Linked DNA regions of Homo sapiens: all the other regions are linked to region 3. The links are chromatin loops, found by intact Hi-C in ENCODE. Cell type or tissue: GM12878. All regions are shown on one strand. Region 1 overlaps VAV2 (vav guanine nucleotide exchange factor 2). Region 2 overlaps VAV2 (vav guanine nucleotide exchange factor 2). Region 3 overlaps VAV2 (vav guanine nucleotide exchange factor 2).

What was found. Peaks named below come from ENCODE experiments on the same cell type or tissue, not always from the same donor. Only the 100,000 strongest peaks of a DNase experiment are listed, where the experiment ranks them.
Region 1: it touches region 3 in a loop (7-fold over the local background); 2 of 110 quality-filtered maps call a loop at or near these places.
Region 2: it touches region 3 in a loop (2.6-fold over the local background); 3 of 110 quality-filtered maps call a loop at or near these places.

Annotation. Positions count from the first base shown.
Region 1 is chr9:133,950,360-133,958,359 of GRCh38, reverse strand. The region is part of intron 1 of VAV2 (vav guanine nucleotide exchange factor 2); the gene reads left to right. Among named protein-coding and RNA genes, the nearest start is that of VAV2, 38 kb to the left of the region's middle. RefSeq lists enhancers at 1-8, 9-585, 772-821, 872-981, 586-1,162 and 2 more. In GM12878, no CTCF peak of the experiment used is centred here; DNase peaks (open chromatin) are centred at 923, 3,199 and 4,289; H3K4me3 peaks cover 3,886 bases; H3K27ac peaks cover 4,515 bases.
Region 2 is chr9:133,897,345-133,905,344 of GRCh38, reverse strand. The region is part of intron 2 of VAV2 (vav guanine nucleotide exchange factor 2); the gene reads left to right. Among named protein-coding and RNA genes, the nearest start is that of VAV2, 91 kb to the left of the region's middle. RefSeq lists an enhancer at 2,403-2,472. In GM12878, no CTCF peak of the experiment used is centred here; a DNase peak (open chromatin) is centred at 4,363; H3K4me3 peaks cover 900 bases; H3K27ac peaks cover 2,224 bases.
Region 3 is chr9:133,820,069-133,828,068 of GRCh38, reverse strand. The region is part of intron 4 of VAV2 (vav guanine nucleotide exchange factor 2); the gene reads left to right. Among named protein-coding and RNA genes, the nearest start is that of SARDH, 86 kb to the right of the region's middle. RefSeq lists enhancers at 1,579-2,576, 2,577-3,573, 3,706-3,815, 4,866-4,955, 5,296-5,345. In GM12878, a CTCF peak has its summit at 4,567; DNase peaks (open chromatin) are centred at 4,298, 5,208 and 5,598; H3K4me3 peaks cover 1,370 bases; H3K27ac peaks cover 3,568 bases.

The sequences.
Region 1 (8,000 bases), 130 kb before region 3:
AGCCCTAAGGCGGTTTTTCCCTATCTCAGTAGATGGAACGTACAATCCGGTTTTATACCGAGACATTCCATTGCCCAGGGACAGGCAGGAGACAGATGCCTTCCTCTTGTCTCAACTGCAAGAGGCATGCCTTCCTCTTTTACTAATCCTCCTCAGCACAGACCCTTTACGGGTGTCGGGCTGGGGGACGGTCAGGTCTTTCCCTTCCCACGAGGCCATATTTCAGACTATCACATGGGGAGAAACCTTGGACAATACCTGGCTTTCCTAGGCAGAGGTCCCTGCGGCCTTCCGCAGTGTTTGTGTCCCTGGGTACTTGAGATTAGGGAGTGGTGATGACTCTTAACGAGCATGCTGCCTTCAAGCATCTGTTTAACAAAGCACATCCTGCACCGCCCTTAATCCATTTAACCCTGAGTTTGACACAGCACATGTTTCAGAGAGCACGGGGTTGGGGGTAAGGTCACAGAATCTCAAGGCAGAAGAATTTTTCTTAGTACATAACAAAATGGAGTCTTCCATGTCTACTTCTTTCTACACAGATACAGTGACACTCTGATCTCTCTTGCTTTTCCCCACACTCCACCATTTTTACTTGGTGGAGCTCATCTTGGCCATAGGCTCTCGGGTTGTGACAGTCACTTGGAGTGGCCCAGGCAGGGTGTCCCGGCTGAGGTGGGGCCAGCTGTGACGGTGACAGCGGGTGCAGGGAACTCAACATTCCTCCATTTCCTGCTCTGCCCACGGGGATGACGTCCCTCTTGCCCTGGAAGGTACCAGGCCCGCATGTCCCTGGCCTCCCCTCCTCGCCCTGCCCTGCAGCCGGGGAGGCAGGGAGCTGGGACACCTGTGCTGTCAGCGAAGGGGCACCAGGACGCAATATGCCATATTATTCCCAGTAGTCAAATATGTAGAAAACACCACACACACATAAAAAACCCCTAAAAACCCAGAGTCAAGAGACGACAGAAAAACGCCCTCAGTGGTTAGTGGTGTTTTAGGATGGGAGTTCTTGTCGGTTTCATGTTATTCTACTTCCCTGCCCTCATCCAGGCAGGGTTATTTCTATACTGGGAGAAAAAAACAAACCCGTTTCATCCCAGGGAGCAGCGTCCTGGGCACACATCCTTCCCTGGTGAAATGAGACCGGACCTGCAGCAGCTGGTACAGGGGAGGCCCGTAACTGCCAGGCCGAGCCTCAGTTTCCCCACCTGGTAAAGCAGGGACGATCATCCTAACCGGGAGAGCACCAGAGGGTAGGCTTGCACAGAGTGAGGAACCAGAGAGACACTGGTGGCGTTGGAGAGAGTCCTGGGTACCCCGGGCAGGTGGGGAGCTGGGTGGGGAGCTGGGCAGGTGGGTGGGTGCTGCAGTCTGCCCTTTTTGTGACTGCAAACAGGTGCGCCCAGGACTGGAGTTCAGCTCCCTGCTGAAGTACCAGCTCTGGCCCAGCTTTCCTGCTTGAGGACGGCCGGGTTTCCTGCCTGGCCTGTCCCCCACAGAGGGCTCTGTCCCAGGCCCTGGCAGGGGCAGCCTCCCTCCCACTGGGCTCCCGCCTGGGTGGGGGCGGAAGGCGAGGCTGCAGCTGCAGCATTCCTGACCTTGGCTGGCCCAGCTGTTGGCCTGGCAGCAGGGAATCCCCCTCCCGCTCCCTCGCCCCCTGGTGCTCTGCCCACCAGCCGAGGGGCCTGGTGCTGGTTCGCCTGGAATTTCCAGAAAGTACAGCTTCTCAGTTGATCTTCGCATTTTCTGACTTCTCAGGAACTAACTGGCTGCGTGCTTTTTATACATTCCCAGGACTCCCTCCTCCCTAACCCAACCCAAAGCTGAGATAACTTTTTAAGAAATTCTAAAAGTAATGTCTACTCGTTGGAAAAAAAACAAAACGAAACAAAACAAAGCAAAAGAAGAAACAACTCAGAAAGGTAGAAAGACAGAGTACCCTAGACACCCTTTCCCCACCAGGCCCCCAGACCCGCTGGGCCCAACCCCACAGCTGAGAACCAGAGACCCTCCCCAGGGGCTTGGGCTGAGGGTCACAGGGTAGGGAGGGGCTGCAGGGCCCAGGGGAGGCTGGGTAGACGAGGGGATCATGGCACCTCTGGAGATCATCGAGTTCCTGACTTGCAGACCTGTTTTTAATTGTCAGAACCCCCTTCCCTCCCTCTCTCCCTGTGAACCAGTGAGGAAGCTCCCTCCTTCTCAGGAATCCAGGGAATTCATTCAGAGCCACTGGGTTGGGGAAACTGAGGCTCCAGGAGGGTCAGCGACTTGTCCAGCGTCACCTGGGAAGCTGTGCTTTGTGCCTCCTGGCCCCGTGGGCTCCAGGTCTTGACTCTGCGAGTAAGCAGGGAAGGAGCAGATGGGCAGTGAGGTGCTGGCTGCCCGTCTGAGAGCTCCCCGGAGCGGGGGCCTCCAGCAGGGGCCGTGCCTTTGTGCTGAGCGGAAGCGGCAGGAACTGAGCTTCACGGAGCAGCCTGAGCTGGAGGGTTTAGAGGGCTCCCCTCGGGCTGGGGGAGGCCAGAGCTGTGGGGAGGAGTGGGGAGGAGTAGGAGTGGGAGTGGAGTGCAAGTGGGGGGGTGGGGAGGAACGTGGGGGGGGCGTTGGGGGGAGTGGGAAGCAGCGTGGGGGGAGTGGGAAGCAGCGTGGGGGGAGTGTGGGGGAGTGGGGAGGAGCTTTGGGGGGAATGGGGAGCAGCATGGGGTGAGTGGGGATAGTTGGAGGAGCGTGGTGGGGAGGGGGGAGGAGTGGGGGTGTGGGGAGGATCATGGGGGGAGTGGGGAGAAAGGAGGTGGGGAGGACCGTGGGGAGTGGGGAGGAGCATGTGGGGAATGGGGAGGAGCTTGGGGGGCATTGGAGGGACTGAGGAGCATGGGGAGAGTTGGGGCAGCATGGCAGGGGGAGTGGGGAGTATGGGGAGAGTGGGGAGAAGCAGGGGGGTGGGGAGGAGTGTGGGGAGTGGGGAGGAGCGTGGGCGGGGAGTAAGGAGGAGTGTGGGGACCGTGCTTCCGACTCAGCTTCCGCAGCCAGGAGCCTCGCCTTGGCATCGGGTATGGGGCCACACTCCCTGGCTGGGCTTGTGGAGGGTGGCATGACTATGTTGCTCCCTGTGGGGTCCCCAGAATCTGGGTGATTGAAGGTTTAGGACCTGAAGGGGCAGGAGCTCCCCACAGGAAGCAGAGTCTGGCTGGAAATGGCCTGGTCAGGTTCTGCCCTTCCTGTACCCTTGGCCGAGCCTGGAGGCGACCTCACCGCTGCCTCCCATCTGCAGGGGTGCCCTAGTTTCTCATGGTGTGGGTGTCTGTGGGGTAGCCGGAGGAAGGAGTGTCTGCCTTCCTTTTTCCTCACCTCAGTGCACTTGCATTCATTGCACGCAAACAGCAGTATAATGAAAACGAAGTACATTTAAACAACAGGAAAAATCTGTTTACATCTTACCCTCCACCTGTTTGGAGTTCAGAATGATTTATCTCGGTCCTTGCCCTCCTGCAGATGTATTTTTGCTTAGCTTTATTTATCGTAATGCAGACACACACTGCACATACATACACTGGTACATACATCATGAGCATGCACACATACATGTGCACACACATGAACACATGCACGCCTGTACACCCCTAAGCACCTGCGCACCCCCACATGTATGTGCATGGGCACCCCACACGCATACACATGAGGACACACACATCACAGACCTTGCCCTGCTCGAGCATCAGCAGCATCCCCCGCCCGCCCCACAGGTGTGTGGCACATGTAAGTGCTTGGCTGCAGTGCCACAGCTCCCGCTCCCCCCAGCCTCCCATGGCTGGACCTGCGATGCCTTCTCCGGAAGCCTTCAGGCGTGCGTGGATTTCACTCAGATTCACTGCGCACTTGCGATGTGCTGCTGCGGCACTGAGTACTTTGGGTCCTTTCCAGCACCAGGCGAGAAAGCTCCTTGAAGTGCAGGCATCTCTCCTGTTGGGCGTCTCACGCGCACTTGCTCCTCCTTGTGCCTTGCCGCCCCATGGTGACAGAACTGATTTGGCAGCCTGGGCCATGCATGCAGGGCCGCAGGCCCTCAGCAGGTGCTGGTGGGCGGATGGACAGATGGGCAGATGGACAGAGGGACACCAGGCACATGCCGCTTCTCAGAAATCCCTGGAAATGACTGGGATGGTAACAGAACATCACAATTGACTCTTTCTTCTCGAAATGATGGGTGCTAACCACGGAGTGATTCCCCAGCAGCAGACAGGCGCAGTGCTTTCGGTGACGGTTTCGGCCGTGTTTGTTGCACGTTGAGAAGGGTGTTTTACATCCCATGGCGTGTATAGTGCTGGGATCTTAAGAATGTCACACATGTGCAGTGGGTTGTCCCACATGTGGAGCCACCTGCCTGTGCAAGGGGTGGTGGGAGGCGCTGCCTGTCAGGTGCTGGCTGTAGCCTCTGGCAAGCAGTGGGTTTTTCTGCAGAGGGAGGACACCTAGGGATGGAGGCCCACAGGTCTTGGTTTTGGGGTACTCGGGCCAGGTGCCTTCTTTGGAGACAGGGAGGCAGCTGTTGGACATGCAGGCCTGGGAGCCGGGGTCATGGGAGCTGGGTTTCCCAGGGTGGGTGTGGGGGACCTTCAGGATTTGAACCTGCATCTCCCTGCCGGAAAGGTGCCCCACCCTGTGCCTGAGCCCCCTGTCCCCACTCAAGGGTGTCTGAAGCTGGGCCCCATGGTGGTCAGAGGGAACTGGGTCTGAGGTTCCACACAAGTGCTTCCTGACTTCCCACCCTGCCAGGGTCCCTCTGGGGACTTTGCTTCCCAAAGAGCCCTGAATTGAGCCTGGGGGTCAAAACCACATTTTCAGAGGGCCCCAGTGTGCCAGGCCCAGGGTCCAGGGTCTCCCAGCTCCGAGCCGGGGTGCAGGGCATTGCAAAACCCATGCTGGCATGAACGGGAACAAAGGGTGGAAGAAACCAGGAGAACTCTTGCCTCAGTTTCTCATCCAAGCCCTATTCATTCCATTGTGTGCCCATTCATCCCAAAGCCATTCCAAGTGCCTGTTGTGGTGGGCTTGGGGGGCACAGCGCCAAGGGCACAGGACTGCCTGCCACCAGCTGGCCACCGGAGTTGCCCAACAAAGAACCACAGGCCAGCGCCTTCCAGCAGCAGCCCTGGAGGCCGCGAGCCTGAAACCAAGGTGTCAGCAGGGCTGTGCTCCCTCTGGAAGCTCTAGGTGTTGGCAGGGCTGTGCTGCCTCTGGAGGTTCTAGATGTTGGCAGGCTGTGCTCCCTCCAGGTTCTAGGTGTCAGTGGGGCCGTGCTCCCTCCAGGTTCTAGGTGTCCCGGGGGCCATGCTCCCTCCAGGTTCTAGGTGTCCCGGGGGCCATGCTCCCTCCAGGTTCTAGGTGTCCCGGGGGCCATGCTCCCTCCAGGTTCTAGGTGTCCCGGGGGCCATGCTCCCTCCAGGTTCTAGGTGTCAGTGGGGCCATGCTCCCTCCAGGTTCTAGGTGTCCCGGGGGCCATGCTCCCTCCAGGTTCTAGGTGTCAGTGGGGCTGTGCAACCTCTGCAGGCTCTAGGAGAGGCTCCATCCTGCCTTTTCAAGATTCTGGTGGCCCCAGGCACTCCTTGGCTTGTGGCTGCATCATGCCAATCTGTGCCTCTGTCGTCACACGGCCTCTTGTCTTCTGTCTTCTCTTCTAGGGACACTTGGATTTAGGGCCTACTGGGTAATCTGGGATTATCTTATCTCGAGAGCCTCAGGTTTGTTTTTTTTTTCCCCGAGACAGAGTCTTGCTCTTTTGCCCAGGCTGGAGTGCAATGGTGCGATCTCGGCTCCCTGCAACCTCCGCCTCCTGGGTTCAAGTAATTCTCCTGCCTCAGCCTCCCGAGTAGCTGGGATTACAGGTGCGTGCCACCATGCCTGGCTAATTTTTTGTATCTTTAGTAGAGATGGGGTTTCACCACGTTGGCCAGGCTGTTCTCGAACTCCTGACCTCATGATCTGCTTGCCTCGGCCTCCCAAAGTGCTGGGACTATAGACGTGAGCCACCGCACCCGGCCTTGAGAGCATCAATTTAATTTTACCTGCAAACACTGTTTTTCCAAGTAAGGTCACAAATAGGCTTCTCAGGGTCTGGATGCAGACCTGTCTCCTTGGGGCCCACCCATTCAACCCATTACACTTGCTGTTATGGACTGAATGTTTGTGTCTCCCCAAAATTCCTATGTTGAAACCCTACCCCAAAATGTGACGTTATTAGGAGCTGGGGCCTTTTGAGGTAATTGGGTTTAGATGAGGTCGTAAGAGCGGACCCTTCATGAATAGGATGGTCCCTTTTAAGAGTACCAAAAGGGACTGCTTCTCTCTACTCTCTGTGGATGTAAGGGTACATCTCTGCTGTGTAATGGTACAAGGAGAAGCCACTGGAACCTGACCACGCTGGCACTGGGCTTCCAGGCTCTGGAGCTACAAGAAAGAAGCCCCTGGGTTTACAAGCTTCCCGGGCTGTGGGATTTTGCTGTAGCATCCTGAGCAGCTGCCTAAGACTCCAAGCAGATAACTACGCTTCCTGAAGCCTCACTCTGCCCATCTGTAAAATGGGGAAACCGCCTCTGCTTTGAGGATCCTATTCCTGCAGCAGAGCCGAGCAGCCTAAAAGCCCTGTCCCCAGCACAAGGTGAGTGACCCACCCGTGGTCTGGTGTCAGCTGCTGTGGGTATGACTGCCACCCCTGCTTGACAGGTGAGGAAACTGAGGCTCTGAGAGGTGAAGGGCAGGTCCCGGGGGTCCAGGCTGAGAGGGGTTCTAGTCTAGCGCTCCCAGCTCCCACATATGGGCCTCACGAAGCACAGGGACTGCTGAGGAGGAGGTGCCACATTGGGTCCAGCTGGGGTTGCCTGGCGGGTGACGGCCACTCACCAGTGGGTGGGGCTTTGTAGGCACCTGCAGGAGAGGCTCCAGCAGGAGCTCCAAATGGGGACATGGCGGGCATGAGGGACACTTTTCAGGCTGAAAGCCCCACAGTCCCTGTTCTACTCCTGCTCTGACCCTGCTGGGTGCCAGCTCTTGTTCTCCAGCCCCCGTAGTTGCCCGTTTGGCAATTGACTAAGAAGAGTTTTTGACACTTTGCTGTCGCATGGCTGGCTTGTGGCCTTCTGCAGGGGAAGAGGCCGCCTCCCACCTTGCTGCCTCCATAGCCAAGGGCTGTGCCTGCCTTTGGTTTCTGATCATAGAAGGAGGCTCAGTTTTACCCCCCTGCTTGGGAAGCTCTCTAGTGCTGCGGTTGCATTTTTCCTTCAATATTTTTAGCCCAGCAGGAAGGGATAATAGCGAGAATCGTTCCTTCAGACTGGAGAGCGATCATCCGGTGTCTGCTGGCTGTGAAGGGATCCATTTGGCTTTCATTTTAGTGGGTGGTGGGGGAACGGGAAGAATCGCGCCCTCTGCTTGGGTCCGTCTGGAGTTGGATTGTCCAATTGCGCTGGAGATAGGGCGCTCCAGAGAGCGTGCGAATGCCCTCATGTTGACCTCGGAGGCCGCTTTCCGGAAGGGGGAAGAAATGGAGAAAATGAGGTGGCAGAGACAAGAGCCCGTTTCACAGATGGCTTGTGGGCTGCAGCAGAGAGGAGGGGCTGAGGTCCTATGAGAGCAACCCGGAGGGCCGAGGCGCAGGCGTGCGTCTGGGCTAATTGCTCAGAGCCAGGTGGCCAGAGAGTAGGATTTGAACCCTCCGGCACTCGGAAGCCGGCTCAGGGAAGATGGTTATAAAGAGAAATACTAGAAAAGCAATTTACTGCTAGCTTTATAGAAAACCTTTGGTTTGACCCTGACCTTGAAGTCCCGATTGTGTGGGCCACTCTTTATACCCCCCGCCTTGGCTTAAACCCACCGTCGGCAGCAGAGGTGGGTCCTTGGAGGGCTTCAGGGGAGCAGGCGTGGAAAGCTGAGACCTCTCTCAGCTGCTGGCTCTGAACACGCACGGCTGGGCGGCGGCCTAGCATGCAGTAGGTGCCTCTTATTCG
Region 2 (8,000 bases), 77 kb before region 3:
CCTGCCTCAGCCTCCCGAGTAGCTGGGACTACAGGTGCCCGCCACCACGCCCGGCTAATTTTTTGTATTTTTTTTTTTAGTAGAGATGGGGTTTCACCGTGTTGGCCAGGCTGGTCTCGAACTCCTGACCTCAGGTGATCCACCCGCCTTGGCCTTCCGAAGTGCTGGGATTACAGGCGTGAGCCACCGCGCCCGGCTGAGCCACTGTTCTGGCTGTGGTGCTGTGAAGTGTGGGCCAGGGCTTGGTGAGTGACTTTGCACAGGGCAGCTGCTCAGAGCCCCCCGCCCTGGGAGAAGCCTCCACGTGTGGTGCTGCCCGTGGCACTGCCCAAGCCACAAGATGCACCCTCTCCCTTCACCAGTGTCCCAAGCGCTCCCTGCATCCCCTCCCTGCCAGGGCCCCAAGTCTGACTGCCCAGTGCAGCAGTGCTGGTGCTGTGGCCCTGTATGGTGGACGAGGGCCAAAAACACCATCATTTACTCAGGCGAAAGAGTATTTTGTGCCTAGAGGCCCAGAGAGGGCTTCTGTTCACACCCCGGTACTCTGGGGCCTTCTTGGGGAGGTGAGCTTCACGGGGCCCTCAGCACTGACTCAGCAGCTTGGACAGTAGTGGTGCATTGAGAAGCTTGCGGGGAGGACGGAGCCCTGGCTGCACACCTGGCACCCGACGGCCCCGTGGCCGGTTGCTGTGTCCTGGGAGCAGCGGGCATGTCGTCCGACTCCACTGGGAGAGGGTGTGCTGCATGCCTGCATGCCTGTGCCCACGTGCCTGGTGCCCACGTTTGGGCTCGGCTGGACACGTGCTTTGTTGCAGGGGCTGCTTTCCTGCAAGTGCATTTGCCGTCCTGAGCCTGCTCACTCATCGAATTCCACGTGGTCGTCTGGGAGTGATTCCGGGTGCTTCCTGGTTTGAATTTCACGGGACCCTGGAGGACATGAACTCAGAAAGTGAGGCGTTGATGGTCGCTTTTATTGGTATATTAGATGCATTGAGGTTTTGAAAGGGAGGACTTGGGATTCTTCTGTGTCTTTTTAATGTCTTAGAGCGTCTAGAAATAGCATTTGCTCTTCAGTTCTCTAGAGGGGTCTCCCAGAAGAACAAAGCTGTGTGTGGCAGAGTGGTTCCCTTTAGAATGCGGAGCTCTGGGGGAGAGCCTGGCGCTTGGGCTGGAGCCGGCCCACCAGGACACGGGCTGGAGCCCCATTCGCTCATCTGTGATTTGGGGCACAGAATTTACCCGGATAGGAAGCAGCTCAAAATACAAGCTGGTTCCACCCCTTTCCCAGTAAGAGGATTTTAAGTTTCTTGGTCAACATGATTTTATAAGCTTTTAGGGATAGATGAAGTAGTTCAACATTTACTTAAATATTTAATTTGCTCAATCGTTTACATCTTTAAAAACATGAAAATAACATGTTCTTGTAAGTTGCCCTTTTTTACTCAGTGTGTGAAATGGGTTTCTTCAAACTCTTCCCCTGGCTTTCAAGCTCAGGGTCTCTGCCTCCCCGAGCCCTCTCCGGGTCTCAGTGTGGACCTGACGAAGTGGATTTTTCTGCCCTCCAGGGACCCCTTTTCCCTCGCCAGCATCCCCCTGTTGAGAATTTTTTCTGACGCTGTTTTTCAGTGACGCCCACGCTTGTGAGATCAGAGCCCTAGGAGCAGGGGTAGACCTTTGCTAAATTTCTTTATGGTTCAAAACCAGGTGAGCCTCTGTGAGCCACCGGACCCGAGGCTGGCTGAGGCCATGTCCGACTTTGTGTCCTGAGAACCCCAGAAAAGGCTTGTGTGCAGCCCCCACCCCCATATTTTCTAAGTGATACAAAACCTCTCCTGACTGGCAGGTGATGTGGCCGTCACATCTCCCGGGATTGTTGTTTCAGCCCCTGTCTTTTGAGCCTGATGTGGGGCTCCAGGGGATGGGGCAGACCTGGCACGCCCTCACAGAGGGAATCCCGGTGCAGGGTGGGCATGGGACCCTGAGCCGGGAGCACCACCCAGCGTGGGGTAGAGGAAGGGGCCCGAGGGACAGTGCAGCGGGGAGGGAAGGAGCCCTGTGAAACCACCGAAATGTACTGGAACCGAAATGAGGCTGGAAGTCTGAGATCAGGGTGGCGGCGGGGCTGGTGCCTTCTGGGGCACAGGGAGACTGTGTCCCGGGGCACTCTCCTGGGCTTGCAGACGGCGTCTTCTCTTTTTGTATTCTTGTCGTCTTTCCTCTGTGCCTATCTCTGTGTCCAAACTACCTCTTTTTTTTTTTTTTTTTTCCTGGGGCAGGGTTTCGCTCTTGTTGCCCAGGCTGGAGTGCAGTGGCCTGATCTTGGCTCACTACAACCTCTACTTCCCGGGTTCAAGTGATTCTCTTGCCTTAGCCTCCCTAGTAGCTGGGATTACAGGTGTGCATCACCACACCCAGCTAATTTTGTATTTTTAGTAGAGATGGGGTTTTACCACGTTGGCCAGGCTGGTCTTGAACTCCTGACCTCAAGTGATCCATCCACCTGTCTTGGCCTCCCAAAGTGCTGGGGTTACAGGCGTGAGCCATTGCGCCTGGCAAACTTCCTCTTTTTATAAGGACACGGGTCATATTGGATTAGGTCCCACCCCAGTGACAACATTTTAACTTGATTTCTCTTTGAAGTCTCTGTACAAGTAAGGTTAAATTCTGAGGTCCTGGGGATTAGCACCCCTATGTATCTTTTTTGAGGGGACACAGTTCAACCCGAAACACTCCCTCATTTTTCTTTTGAGCAGATGTGTGTCTTCCCCTGCACCAAATGTGGGAACCTGTCTGCAGCCTGCACCCCAGCACCCCTGGCCTCTGGATACCCTGGGGGGTTTGTGGGTGAACATTTTCTCTACTGGAGCTCTGGGAGAACAGAAACATCTCAATGTGGGAGTCTCCCCGCTTCCAGTGCTGGCCGCATTTCAGGCTCCGCAAATCTGGGGATGTGGTAGCCCCAAGGCCGCAGCCGTGTCTGCATGGAGGAGGTTTGGTCAAATTCAGAGGGCTCTGCCTTCGTGGGGCCAGGTGTCCTGTGTCCTGCAGCAGAGGCTTCTGACATGTCCCAGGCCCTGTGCATGTTGTGTGGATTGTCCTGCGTGGTCCTCACACGTCCGACGCAGATGCCCGTTCCTATCCCAGTGTATAGACAATGAAGTTGGGTCTCAGGGAGGCCAATTGCAGGGGGAGCTGATGGGCCTGGCCTTAAATTGGGTCTTCCTGGGTCCAAGTCTGTGATCTCCATGGTCCTGACGAAACTGTGTCACTTTTGGCCCAGAGAGGTGGGGGTGGGAGGTTCTGGTCTGACCTGTAGGACATGGAGGCTCGGAGCATCCACAGAGTCTCCTGACGTGCAGACCACTAAGGCAGGCAGAGATGTGTGGTAGGAGGAGGTGCATGGTAGGGACGTCGGCCCATCTCCTTTGGCCTCTGGAGCGCAGCTGTCCTCCCCACCCCCAGCCCCCTCCGATGGTGGTGGCACATTGCCACTGACCCCATCGGCCCGTCTCCTGGGAAAAGGTAGAATGTGGCAGTGGGCGCTGGGGTTCCAGAGTCAGGGACAGCAGGGCTGTCTGTGCTTACGGGAGGGCCTGGTGTCAGAACAGTGGGGGAAATAAATACCCCAGGAGGGATGGGCCCAGCCCAGTGCCTACAGACCTAGGTAGAGTCACCAGGCCGGGCCGGCAGGAGCCCCTCAGGGCAGCTCCGGGCCCTTGCTGGAGGGCAGGAGAGGCCCCTGCGGCTCAGGGCCAGCCTCCCCATGTGGGCTCTCTGGCAAGGTAGTTGGACTTTTTTATGTGGCACCCACGGAAGCTTCTAGGCCTCATGAGACCAGGCTCGAGGTGGTGCCATGGCTCTCCCGACAGGCTCCCCTGGTCAGAGCCACCACAGGCCATGCTGGATCCGGGGAGGACACAGACCCTGCCTCTTGATGGGAGGAGTCTCAGAGAGTGTGCAGCCATCTTTACTCTGCCTCAGGGTCCCTGTCACAAACGGGGAATAACCATGCCTCTTCTGAGGCTCGGGAGGAGACGATCTGAGGAGACCCGTGGGGAGTGGGTAGCCGGCCTGTTGAATGGCAAGCGCCCAATAAATGGTCGCCATTGTGACCACTGGGCCCCCGGAGTGGTGCTTTTACATGAAATGTTCCTAAAACTGGGCCATGGTTTTCAATATCAGTTGAGAGTGTTGGGGCTAAGGCCCTTGGCCCCCTTAAGGTTCACTGGAAAATCAGACAGGAGAGGCTGGGCACGGTGGCTCATGCCTATGATATCAGCACTTTGGGAGGCTGAGGCGGGCAGATCACCTGAGGTCAGGAGTTGGAGACCAGCCTGGCCAAAACGGTGAAACCCCGTCTCTACTAAAAATACAAAAATTAGCCGGGCGTGATGACACGCACCTGTAATCCCAGCTTCTCGGGGGAGCTGAGACAGGAGAATTGCACGAACCCGGGAGGCGGAGGTTGCAGTGAGTTGAGATCCTGCCACTGCACTCTAGCCTGGGCGACAGAGCAAGACCCTGTCTCAAAAATACATAAATAAATAAATAAATAAATAAATAAATAAATAAATAAATCAAGACAGGAGGTAGATTGATTAATTGGAGAAAAGGCAAGGCGATTGAACATTTATACAGGGGAACATTCTAAATAAAGTCCCAAAGATAGGGGAAATTGCTCATTTTTATGTGCAAGTTCCACAAAGCATGGGCAGGCAGATGAGCCTGGATTCTTACTGGCCTCTCTGAGCCGCGCCCCTTCCTTCTGGGTGTGGGGCAGGACCCTCTCTGGAATGGTGGGTCTTATGACCTACAGTCAAACAAGGTAGGTCAGGGAATTTCTTTATGGCCAGTTTTTATACAGATAGGGTGGAGGGACAGTTAGAGTATTATTTTTAGGTTTGATGACTGGCTTTAGGGGAAAGGGGTTCTGGTTTCTAAGACCTGCTTGGGGGAAGAGGCATTCTAGTTTCTATGGCCAGCTCCAGGGGAGAATGGAACTAGTGACAGGAGGGCCTTCATGTTGGAGTGTTTTCTGAGCCCCAGTATTACCAGGGGGCCTCAGGAGTGGCTTTTTTCATGAAATGTTCCTAAAATGGGTCCATGGTTTTACTTTTCTTTTCTTTCTTTCTTCTTTGGTTTTTTTGAGACAGGGTCTTACTCTGTCACCCAGGCTGGAGTGCAGTGGTGTAATCGTGGCTCATTGCAGCCTTGATCTGTGGGTTCCAGTGATCCTTCCTGCCTTCGCCTCCCGAGTAGCTGGGACCACAGGCATGTGCCACTATGCCCAGCTATTTTTATTTATTTATTTATTTATTTTTTTTGAGATGGAGTCTTGCTCTGTCGCCCAGGCTGGAGTGCAGTGGTGCAATCTCGGCTCACTGCAAGCTCCGCCTCCCGGGTTCACGCCATTCTCCTGCCTCAGCCTCCCAAGTAGCTGGGACTACGGGTGCCCGCCACCACGCCCAGTTAATTTTTTGTACTTTTAGTAGAGATGGGGTTTCACTGTGTTAGTCAGGATGGTCTCGACCTCCTGACCTCGTGATCCACCCGCCTCGGCCTCCCAAAGTGCTGGGATTACAGGCATGAGCCACCACGCCCGGCACACCCAGCTAATTTTTAAATTTTTGGTAGAGGCCAGGCATGGTGGCTCATGCATGTAATCCCAGCACTTTGGGAGGCCGAGGTGGGTGGATCGCCTGAGGTCAGGAGTTCGAGACCAGCCTAGTCAACGTGGTGAAACGCGGTCTCTACTACAAAAATTAGCTGGGTATGGTGGCAGGTGCCTGTAATCCCAGCTTCTTGCTACTTGGGAGGCTAAGGCATGAGAATCGCTTGAACCCAGGAGGCAGAGATTGCGGTGAGCTCAGATCGTGCTATAGGACTCCAGCCTGGGTGACAGAGCGAGACCCCATCTCATAAATAAATAAATAAAATATATTAAATTTTTGGTAGAGTTGGGGTCTCACTATGTTGCCAAGACTGGTCTCAAACTCCTGGGCTCGAGTGATCCACTCACCTCGGCCTCCCAAAGTGCTGGGGTTACAGGTATGAACCACTGCACCCGGCCTGAGGAGTCCCAGCTCCCCATGGGTCTCCTCAGGTCGTCTCCTCCTGGGCCTTGGAAGAGACATTGTTATTCCGCGTTTGTGATGGGGACCCTGAGGCAGACTAAAGATACCCACAAACTCTCTGTGATTCCTCTCATCAAGAGGAAGGGTCTGGGCCTGGCGCGGTGGCTCACGCCTGTAATCCCAGCACTTTGGGAGGCCGAGGCGGGCGGATCACGAGGTCAGGAGATCGAGACCATCCTGGCTAACGTGGTGAAACCCCATCGCCACTAAAAATACAAAAAATTAGCCGGGCGTGGTGGCGGGTGCCTGTAGTCCCAGCTATTGGGGAGGCTGAGGCAGGAGAATGGTGAGAACCCTGGAGGCGGAGCTTGCAGTGAGCCGAGATTGCGCCACTGAACTCCAGCCTGGGAGACAGCGAGACTCCGTCTCAAAAAAAAAAAAAAAAAAAAAAAAAGGCAGGGTCTGCATCCTCCCTGGATCCGACACGGCCTGTGGTGGCTCTGACCAGGGGAACCTGCCAGGAGAGCCACAGCACCAGCTCAGGCCTGGCCTCATGAGGCCTGGAAGCTTCCCCGGGCACCACATAAAAAGTCCAGCTACCTCGCCATTCAACTGATGATTTTAAATACCAGTTGAGGGGATTAAAAATGATCTTTTTATTTATTTTTTATTTTTTTGAGGCAGAGTCTCGCTGTGTCGCCCAGGCTGGAGTACAGTGGCACGATCTCGGCTCACTGCAATCTCTGCCTTCTGGGTTCAAGTGATTCTCCTGCCTCAGCCTCCTGAGTAGGTGGGATTACAGGCACCTGCCACCACGCCTGGCTGATTTTTGTATTTTTTTTTTAGTAGAGACAAGGTTTTGCCATGTTGGCCAGGCTGGTCTTGAACTCCTGATGTCAGGTGATCCGCCCACCTCAGCCTCCCAAAGTGCTGGGATTACAGGTGTGAACCACCACATCCGCCCTAAAAAGTCTCTTTCTGTTGAGGGTCTGGCGTTGTGGAGAAAGCGCTGGACTCAGCCTTGGAGCCCCTCTGGCCACCCTGTCGGCTGCCGGTGACACTAGATCAACCTGTGCCCGCCCGGCCTCAGTTTCCTTCTCTGTGCTTTGCAGCCCGGGGCAGGCCCATCTCCGAGGTCCCTCCCAGCCTCAGGGTACCCGGATGCAGTATGTTGGAAGAGCTTGGGATTTTCAAAGGGGGAAGTGATCGTGGCCTTCCCTGGTAGGAGGCTTTGCGTGGTCTGTCTGGGCAGAGTGTCCCTAAGCCCTGCTGGGCCCCTTCCAACCACCAGCAAGCCAGCTGCCTGTCTCTGCCTTCACAGGTTTTCTGAAGTTGGTGGGTGCTGGACGCTTCTGAAGAGGAGTTTTAATTGGCAGAGGCTGCTGTCTCCCTGGCAGGGAGACATTCTGGAGGCCTGGGGGCGGGTTGTTTTTTCTTCACTCCATTAATACCAGTGACCTTTTTGCCTCCAGCGTTAATTAAATACAGACATTTCAGGCATCTGCATGGTCATGGTCTGGCATTATCTTGACCTTAGGCGACTTGGAAATTCCATATTTGGCCTTCACTAAACGAGGCATAGAAGAGCAATCATGGACGATCTGGAAATGGAGGGCTTAGAGCCACACCTTTTGGCCACCCAGAGGGGGGCCTGTGTTGCTGCGGAGGTGGGGAGACAGCAGAGCTCTCTGGCTTGACCACCATGGATGAAGCTGGGCTCAGCTCTGGGCTGGGGGAGACAGGAAGGAGCTCACCCTCCTGGGACCCAGTTTCGTTCAAGGAGACACAGCCCAGCCATCTGGGTAACAGGTGATGAATGGGAGGTAGGGGTGGAAGATGTCTTGAGGGATGGGCCAGATGGTGGGTTACAGGGGGGCAGAGCAGGGCTGTGGGTGTGAGCCCAGATGTGAGGCTCCCTACCTGGGT
Region 3 (8,000 bases):
CCACTCAGTGGTCAGCCTCAGTGGGCGCAGCGGTAGGTGGTGATGCCCCCACTCAGTGGTCAGCCCCAGTGGGCGCAGCGGTAGGTGGTGATGCCCGTGCTCAGTGGTCAGCCCCAGTGGGCGCAGCGGTAGGTGGTGATGCCCCCGCTCAGTGGTCAGCCCCAGTGGGCACAGCAGTAGCTGGCGATGCCCCCACTCAGTGGTCAGCCTCAGTGGGCGCAGCGGTAGGTGGTGATGCCCCCACTCAGTGGTCAGCCCCAGTGGGCGCAGCGGTAGGTGGTGATGCCCGTGCTCAGTGGTCAGCCCCAGTGGGCGCAGCGGTAGGTGGTGATGCCCGTGCTCAGTGGTCAGCCCCAGTGGGCGCAGCGGTAGCTGGCGATGCCCGTGCTCAGTGGTCAGCCCCAGTGGGCGCAGCGGTAGGTGGTGATGCCCCCACTCAGTGGTCAGCCTCAGTGGGCACAGCAGTAGCTGGCGATGCCCGTGCTCAGTGGTCAGCCCCAGTGGGCGCAGCGGTAGCTGGCGATGCCCGTGCTCAGTGGTCAGCCCCAGTGGGCACAGCAGTAGCTGGCGATGCCCCCACTCAGTGGTCAGCCTCAGTGGGCGCAGCGGTAGGTGGTGATGCCCCCACTCAGTGGTCAGCCTCAGTGGGCACAGCAGTAGCTGGCGATGCCCGTGCTCAGTGGTCAGCCCCAGTGGGCGCAGCGGTAGGTGGTGATGCCCCCGCTCAGTGGTCAGCCCCAGTGGGCACAGCAGTAGCTGGCGATGCCCCCACTCAGTGGTCAGCCTCAGTGGGCGCAGCGGTAGGTGGTGATGCCCCCGCTCAGTGGTCAGCCCCAGTGGGCACAGCAGTAGCTGGCGATGCCCATGCTCAGTGGTCAGCCCCAGTGGGCGCAGCGGTAGGTGGCACATTGGCTTCTTCCTTCCAGCTTCAAGAAGCATCTCTCTGATTGCTCTGGCCTGGAGTCCTGGGGCCCTCTGTCCCCCTCCTGGCACTGCAGCCAGCGTTCCTAGTTCCCATTTTCTGTTCACTGAGGCTGGGCGTGGTCCGCTGCAGTCTGTGGGGGGCCCTGGGAATGCTTCCAGGCCTTGATGGAGGAGGATTTGGAAAGGGCACCCGGATTGGGTGCCACAGAGCGCCGTGATGAGTGCGTCTTGCGAGGACACTGGTGCCGCTGTGGCAGGGTTGCCCTTGCCTGTCTGTGAAGTAGGCTGCACACCCCAGTCCCCAGCAGGGCCAGGCCGCCTGCCTCTGCCCTCCCTCCCGTGGTGCCGGCAGGTCAGAGGTCCCCGAGAATTCTTAGGGGAATTGAAGGGACACGGGAGAAATTTGAAAGCTCCCACTCAGGGCAGAAGAGAGGCCAAAGGAAGGACATGGACATGAGACCAAGCTTTATTTAGCCACCGCTTCATCCTAGGTGGCTGGGGGAGGGGTGGTTGGACCTGGAGCCTCTTCCCAGAGTGTGCTGCTAGATGTCTGACAGCCAGCTGGTAAACATGCCCCACCAGGAGCATCCTTGTCTGCAGAGCAGGGTCCTGCAACCTCACAGGCTGCTGTGGGAAGGCACCCCGCCACTCCGGTGGCTGCATGAGGAGGGAGTGATCCTAGACACAGCCAGGCTCTGTCAGGAACCGCGTGTCCTCCTGGCTTCTCCCCAGAGAGCATCTGAGCAGGAGCATCCTTGAAGGGAGAGCTGCCCCTGAGTGCGAGCGGGGAGGGAGATTCTGGGGCCAGGGCTCTGGGCGAGGGCTTGGATGTGAGGCTGCAGCTGCTGGCTGCTTTAGTGTGGCGGGTCACCAGGGCCCAAGGTCTAGCTGGCCTTTCCTTTCCTTTCAAGGGGCTGCTTCTCTGGGCAAGTTAAATGCCACACAGGGCCTCAGTTTCCCAGTCTCTGAAACGAAAGCATCTGCCCAGATGGTCTGTGAATCCCACTGAGCTTGAGGAATCCACAATTTTATGATTTAGGAGCCTGCTTTGCATAACACTGGTTTCACTTTCCTGGGAGTTGAAGTGATTTTCAGGCTTAAACAAATGTGATCGTGACACGGCAGGGAATGTAATGTATCCGCGAATGTAGAGCTGCATGCTTTATTGCATCATAAAATGACTGTGCAGCTTTAAATGTGTCATGTTAGCATCATTGGGATAATTTTTTAGGGTGCATAAAATGTAGAAGGAGTTTCTGGTGTCGAGGAGGTTTGGACGTCTTCTTTCTACATGGGGAGTGAGTGGGAGCTGCCTGCTGGCGGCGACCTGGGAGGGGAGAGGCCGTGCTTCTCCCATTGGATCCTGCCCTGGGGCCTTGGCCACTCTGTGCTGTGCCCTTTGTCTGCAGGGGTACAAGGAGTGAGGAACAAACCGCTGTCCTCTATGGCCCACCCTCCCCGCCGTTGTCCTCACCCTGCCCACCTCTCCCAGAGGAAGTTTGTTTAGATACCATCTCCTGAGCTCATGTATGTTCATCTTCACTCTGGGAGGTCCGCGTTGTGGAGGACGCCTGAGTGTGGAGCCCGAGTTGAGCTGGGAGAGGCTGGGTTTGGGACACCTTATGTTCACCCCAGAGGATTGTTTTTCCAAAGGGGACAAGTTTGAAAGCAGACTCCACGAAAACGGCCCCACGAGAAACAAGCAAATGAATCCAGCCCTGTTAGACAGCCCCCGGCCCCAGGCACATGCAAAGCCTGCCCTGGTCTGAAGGAGGCCGGAATGAAGCCCCCTTCCCCAGAGGAGGTGTTGACAGGCATCCCCCCGTCCCTCCCTGGTGGCCCGAGGCTCGTGTGGGGATGGAGGGGAGACTGGAGAGACGGAAGACGGGGCGTTTCTTAAGGCGGGTGATGGCCGGGACAGAAAGGCCTTTGTCCCCCGCCCCCCCACCCCAGGTCCTTCATCGACAAGGACACCTGGCTGGACCGTGGCATTGTCTCCTTGGAGCTGCCTCCCCACTGGCCGTGGTGCCTCATTTGCACAACAGACCCTTTAAGACTGCGTGCTCGGCCCCACCTGGGCTTCTCCTTGGCCGCATGTGGCTCCCTCAAATGCTGCCAAGGGTCTCTTGCTCCTCGGTGTGACTCTGTGAGGCCAGGCCTCTGTGGGGACTGGCAGAATGGAGTGAATGAAGCCAGCGTCCCCGGAGGGTCCCTCTGTCAAGACGCTTCCAGTTGCATCTCCCTGAGCGCTGCAGGCCGGGCCCTGAGCCCTCTCGCTGGACAGGAAGGAGACGGGGCTCTGAGAGAGGAAGGCACCTGGTCAGAGTCGTACAGAACTAGGGGGCAGAGCTGCAATTTGAGCCCAGCTCTGTCTCTCCAAGGGTCATTGTCAGACCACCCCTCCCTAACCCCAGGGGTGGCTAAAGGAGCCCTCCCTGCCCCACAGACCTGGGACCTGGGACCCCGTTGTGGGCCCCTGCACTTCTCACTCGAGGTTCCTCTACCTCCCACATGTGCTGTCCAGGCAGCAGCCTCTGGGGGCAGACCCTGACAAGCCAGGAGGGCAGGAAGCCTTCCTGGAGGAGGTGTTCATTTTGAAGAGTGCGTAGGATTTGCCAAAGTGTGATTTAGGAAACCTGCTCTTACCCCCTGTGCCAGGCCAGTCACTACCTTGTTTTGGGCTGGGGTTTTAAGAGTGTCCTGGCTGGGTCTCTTCTATGTCTGTTCTCGGGAACTGAGGGCCGTTTTGGGCTGGGGTTTTAGGAGGGTCCTGGTCTCTGCTGTGTCTGTTCTCGGGAACTGAGGGCTGGTGGACCTGGCTCGGTGGGGATCCTCTGTAGGCAGTCCAGCCTTTCTCGCTCCTGTGGTCTAGACAAGCCCAGTCCCCGTCGGGAGGTGGCTGTGGGACTGCTGGGCGGGAGCTCCCTGTCCGCACCTTCCCTGTTAACAGAGCCATCAGCACTTCCCTGTGGGGCTGGCTGTGGAGACCGCAGCTCGTTGGGATGAGAGCCCCACACTTTCAGGGACCCTCCCTGCCCCCCTCGGACATCTTGTGGGCCCCTTGGTACTCTGGCACCACAGTGGGCCCCAGCTGTCTCCAGAGGCCCTGCTGCCACGTGGCTGGGGGCTTCAGTGACCTCGAAACCCTGCTCCCCCACCCCCACCACTGAGGGAGAGGCCGTTTGTTCCTTCTCAGTGGGAGATCGCAGGGGAACCCTCTGACGCACGCAGAGCAGGTGCGCGTGACCACCCTGCCCGCTCCGCATTCCCGTGTGTGTGTGAGCAGGTATGGCCTGGGACTTCCAGGGGTTTTCATTTTTAATACCTCGTTAAACTCGAGTGCTTTCAGGACTGATTCGGTCACAGCAACTCTCTGGTCTCATTTAATGCAGTCTCTGCAGAGGGAGGGGACCGGCGCAGAAGGGCAGCTTTAAAGACATACGCATTCATCTTGCCATTTTCCAGGAAGGAGTAGGCAGCTGGGCTTCGGCCCGAATGAGAGGGCTGTGCTGTGTCTGATGAAGGTCCCTCCCCCTCTAAATCGCCCTCCTCGTGCTGTTCTGGAACTCCAGGAAGAGGAAGACTTCTCCCTTTTGACGTTATTTCCCTTGTATTCAGCGTAGATCTGACTGACACACAGTGGCACTTAAGAAATATTGCTCTAAAATGAACAAGCGTCACATGCTGGGTTTTATTGTAGAAGTCCCATCACGTACGTAGTATCTCCTATATCGATTGCCCAACTCCTATTCATTCTACAAAACCCAACCCACAGGTCACCTTCTCTAAGAGGCAGCCCCCAACCCTACCAGGCTGAATTGAAGTTCACCTTCACCAGATGCTTAGAAAGGACAGCAGGACAGTCTCTGCCACCAACTTTCCCTTGTCTTCCTGCTTCTGTTTCTCACTGCTGAGATAAACGCTCCATAAGGGTCATTCATAAAGGAGCAGAGCACAGAGAGGACACCTAACTAGGCCTGGGCCTGGTTCACTGTGGTAGGAGGAAGGGCTGGGGATAATGAGGTCCCGAGAGCATTCACGATTCCCATACTGGAGGATCTGAGCCATAGGTCCATACGCTGTTCGACAATCCCTGCTCCTGTCCCCTGAGAGCCAGGCCCTGGGCTTTGCCGCTTCATCTCAGCCCTCACAACTCTGCAAGGTGGGTGCTCCAGCCCCCATTTTGCAGTTGCACAAATTAAGGCTCAGAGAGGGTAGGTGACTTGCCGGAGGTCACACAGCATGCCTCACATAGCAGAGGGGGAAATGAAACCCTGTGCTGTGGCCCGGGACATTCCCCTGGGCCTAGTCCTTGTGACCTGGCCCAGGGGCTGTTCTTTTTTGGTTCCTGAATATTTTTAGATGGTGGGAGGCTCTTTTACTGCTTAGAAAGAAGCCCCCAAAAAGAGGGAGTTACGGCCAGGAGGGACAGTCCGGTGGACGGGTCTCCTTCCGGGAATCTGGTAGCTGGGGCCTGTGCAGGTACCCGCCTATGTGGCTTGGCGAGCTGGGTGACTCTCATGCCCTCTCTGAGCCCTGGTTTCCCCACCTGTAGAAAAAGCAAGGCCTCCCTCCCTCATGGGTCGTGGTGAGGGTCTGCCAGGGCGTGTGAGAACAAGCTCCCTGATGTGTAAAGCGGTTCTTGTCTGTCTGTCTGTCTATCTCTCCGTCCGTCCTTCCCCACATGCACACCATCCAGTTCCCAGCCGGCTTCTTCAGAGGCTCGATGCGCCTTCTCTCTGCTGCCCCCACCCCAGTCCCCTGGGGATGAAGCACCCTGAGGTGTGGACGGAGGTCAGGAAACATCCGACTCGGTTTCCTAGTAACACACTAATGGCAGCTTGGTACCCTGCTTGGCAGCATCAGACAGCCCGGGGCCAGTGCGGCGCATCCCAGCCTGTCAGCAACACTATTTTATGTCCGCCGTAAACACACAGGCTCACCAGGGGCAGAAAGCAGAGTTTGTTGGTTTTCTTTTGATTTTCTGTGGGCGGCGGGGGCAATGGCCTCTGAGCAGCTGCCTTTCTGTAACAGAATCGGGGCAGGTGGGCGAGGTTGTTGGGCTGGGGCCTCAGGGTCTCGGGCAGAAGGTGAAGGTGGCAGGTTTTGCCGTCCCTGGAGAGCTACAGCCGTGCTCGGGGCCCCTCCTGGAAGATTTCAAGCTATTGTGAGGACAAAAATAATGGTCGGGATTTAGCATCTGTCAGCGCAGCTGACTCCCAGAAAACAGCAGGAGTGAAAGGATGAGACGGGGCAGGAAGGAAGGAGGGGTGGTCACTGGCCTGGGGTGGAGGGAGCTGGGCTGGGGCCCAGGTCTGGCCGTGGAGGCCCATTCACGTCTGGGCTTCCACATTCCTGCCTGGCCATCTCGGGCCTCCTCATGGACCACTGGACAGAGAAGAATGATCCCTGAAACCCACAAAAGCAACACAGCTGAGCAGGAACTAACGCAGCACCAACCCCCATCCAACTTTTTAGTCTCCTAGGTTTTAAAAAATCTGTCATTTTTAATGCTGACCACACTATGTGTTGAGACCGGCCCCTGTGCTAAATGCCGTCTCATTGAATGAGCCCCTCCTTTCGCCCTCTGGGGTGATAGGCCATGCTCCCACTTATTGAGCACCTACTGTATGCTCAGCCTCTACTGGTCTTGTACATGATGGCTGATCCTTGGAACTGTCACTCTCCTGTTGCAGATGGGAAACCGAAGCTTAGGTTATCCTGGTTGCAGTTACAGAGCTAGAAACAGGAAGGGCTACAAAGACAACCCTAGTTTCCCTCGCTGCCTCCCCTCCAGGGGCTCAGGAGCGACAGTCAAGTTCCTGCCAACAAGAGACCCACTGCGGCCCGCCTGTTCCGAAGTGATGAGGACTGGCCTGCTCTGTGGACCAGACACTGGTGTGGCATGGGTGTGGAGTTTTTCCACGAAGTATAGCCTCTGATGACACGGAGCCTCCACACGCTTCTTTCTAGCCGAGACACTGATGTGAAAAGGATCAGTGTGTGACACAGCAGCCTGCCACAGAGCCACAGGAGAGTGATGTAATTGTGCCACGGAGATTCCAGAGCCACTTGCAGACGTGGCAGGGCCTTGAGGTGCTTTTCAAGGACTGGGGGAGAGTGGGCTGGGTCCAGAGGGAAGGCACGACAGCCCGGCCCCTCCCCTGTGGGATTGCGTGGAGGGCCATGTGGGGCTGGCGCTCTGGTTCCGTGTGCCGCGTCTTCGCTGAGTTCTCGTCAAGCTCATGTCTAGTGAGAACGCTGAGGTGAGGGTCCTTGCACAATGGGACCCTCCTGCCCTGTCACTGCCCTGTACTCCCAGGAGACTTCAGACCCCTCAGTGGGTCTCATAGTATACCCCTCCTCCAGCCCAGCCCCTGAGGGTTCCCTCTTCCTCCCAGTGGACAGCTGTGGCCCTCAGGTACACTGGGCCTGCTGGTCATGACGTAAGTGAACCTGCCTTCCAGGTGACTGAGACTGGCCGTGTGTCACCTCCCTGTGCAAGAAACTTGTTTATGGAGGCCGGGCGCGGTGGCTCACGCCTGTAATCCCAGCACTTTGGGAGGCCGAGGCGGGCGGATCACGAGGTCAGGAGATTGAGACCATCCTGGCTAACACAGTGAAACCCTGTCTCTACTAAAAATACAAAAAAAATTAGCCGGGCGTGGTGCTGGGCACCTGTAGTCCCAGCTACTTGGGAGGCTGAGGCAGGAGAAAGGCGTGAACCCCGGAGGCAGAGCCTGCAGTGAGCCGAGATAGTGCCACTGCACTTCAGCCTGGGCGACAGCGAGACTCCGTCTCAAAAAAAAAAAAAAGAAAAAGAAAAAGAAACTTGTTTATGGAGATGGCATCTTTGCCAAGAAGCCAGGTAGCAGTGGCATTTCCACGTCGGTGATGGCCAAAGGAAAGGAGCTATTAGGGAGCAGAGCTTGTTTCCCCAAGTGACACCACAGTAGTGTCTGCCTCTAGGATCTGTTCCGTACCTGGGAGATTTCCTGGTGCCAGGATTCAGATGCAGCTGCTGCCTAGTCAGTCTCCCCACTTGGACTGTGAGGTCATTGGGACAGATGGCCATT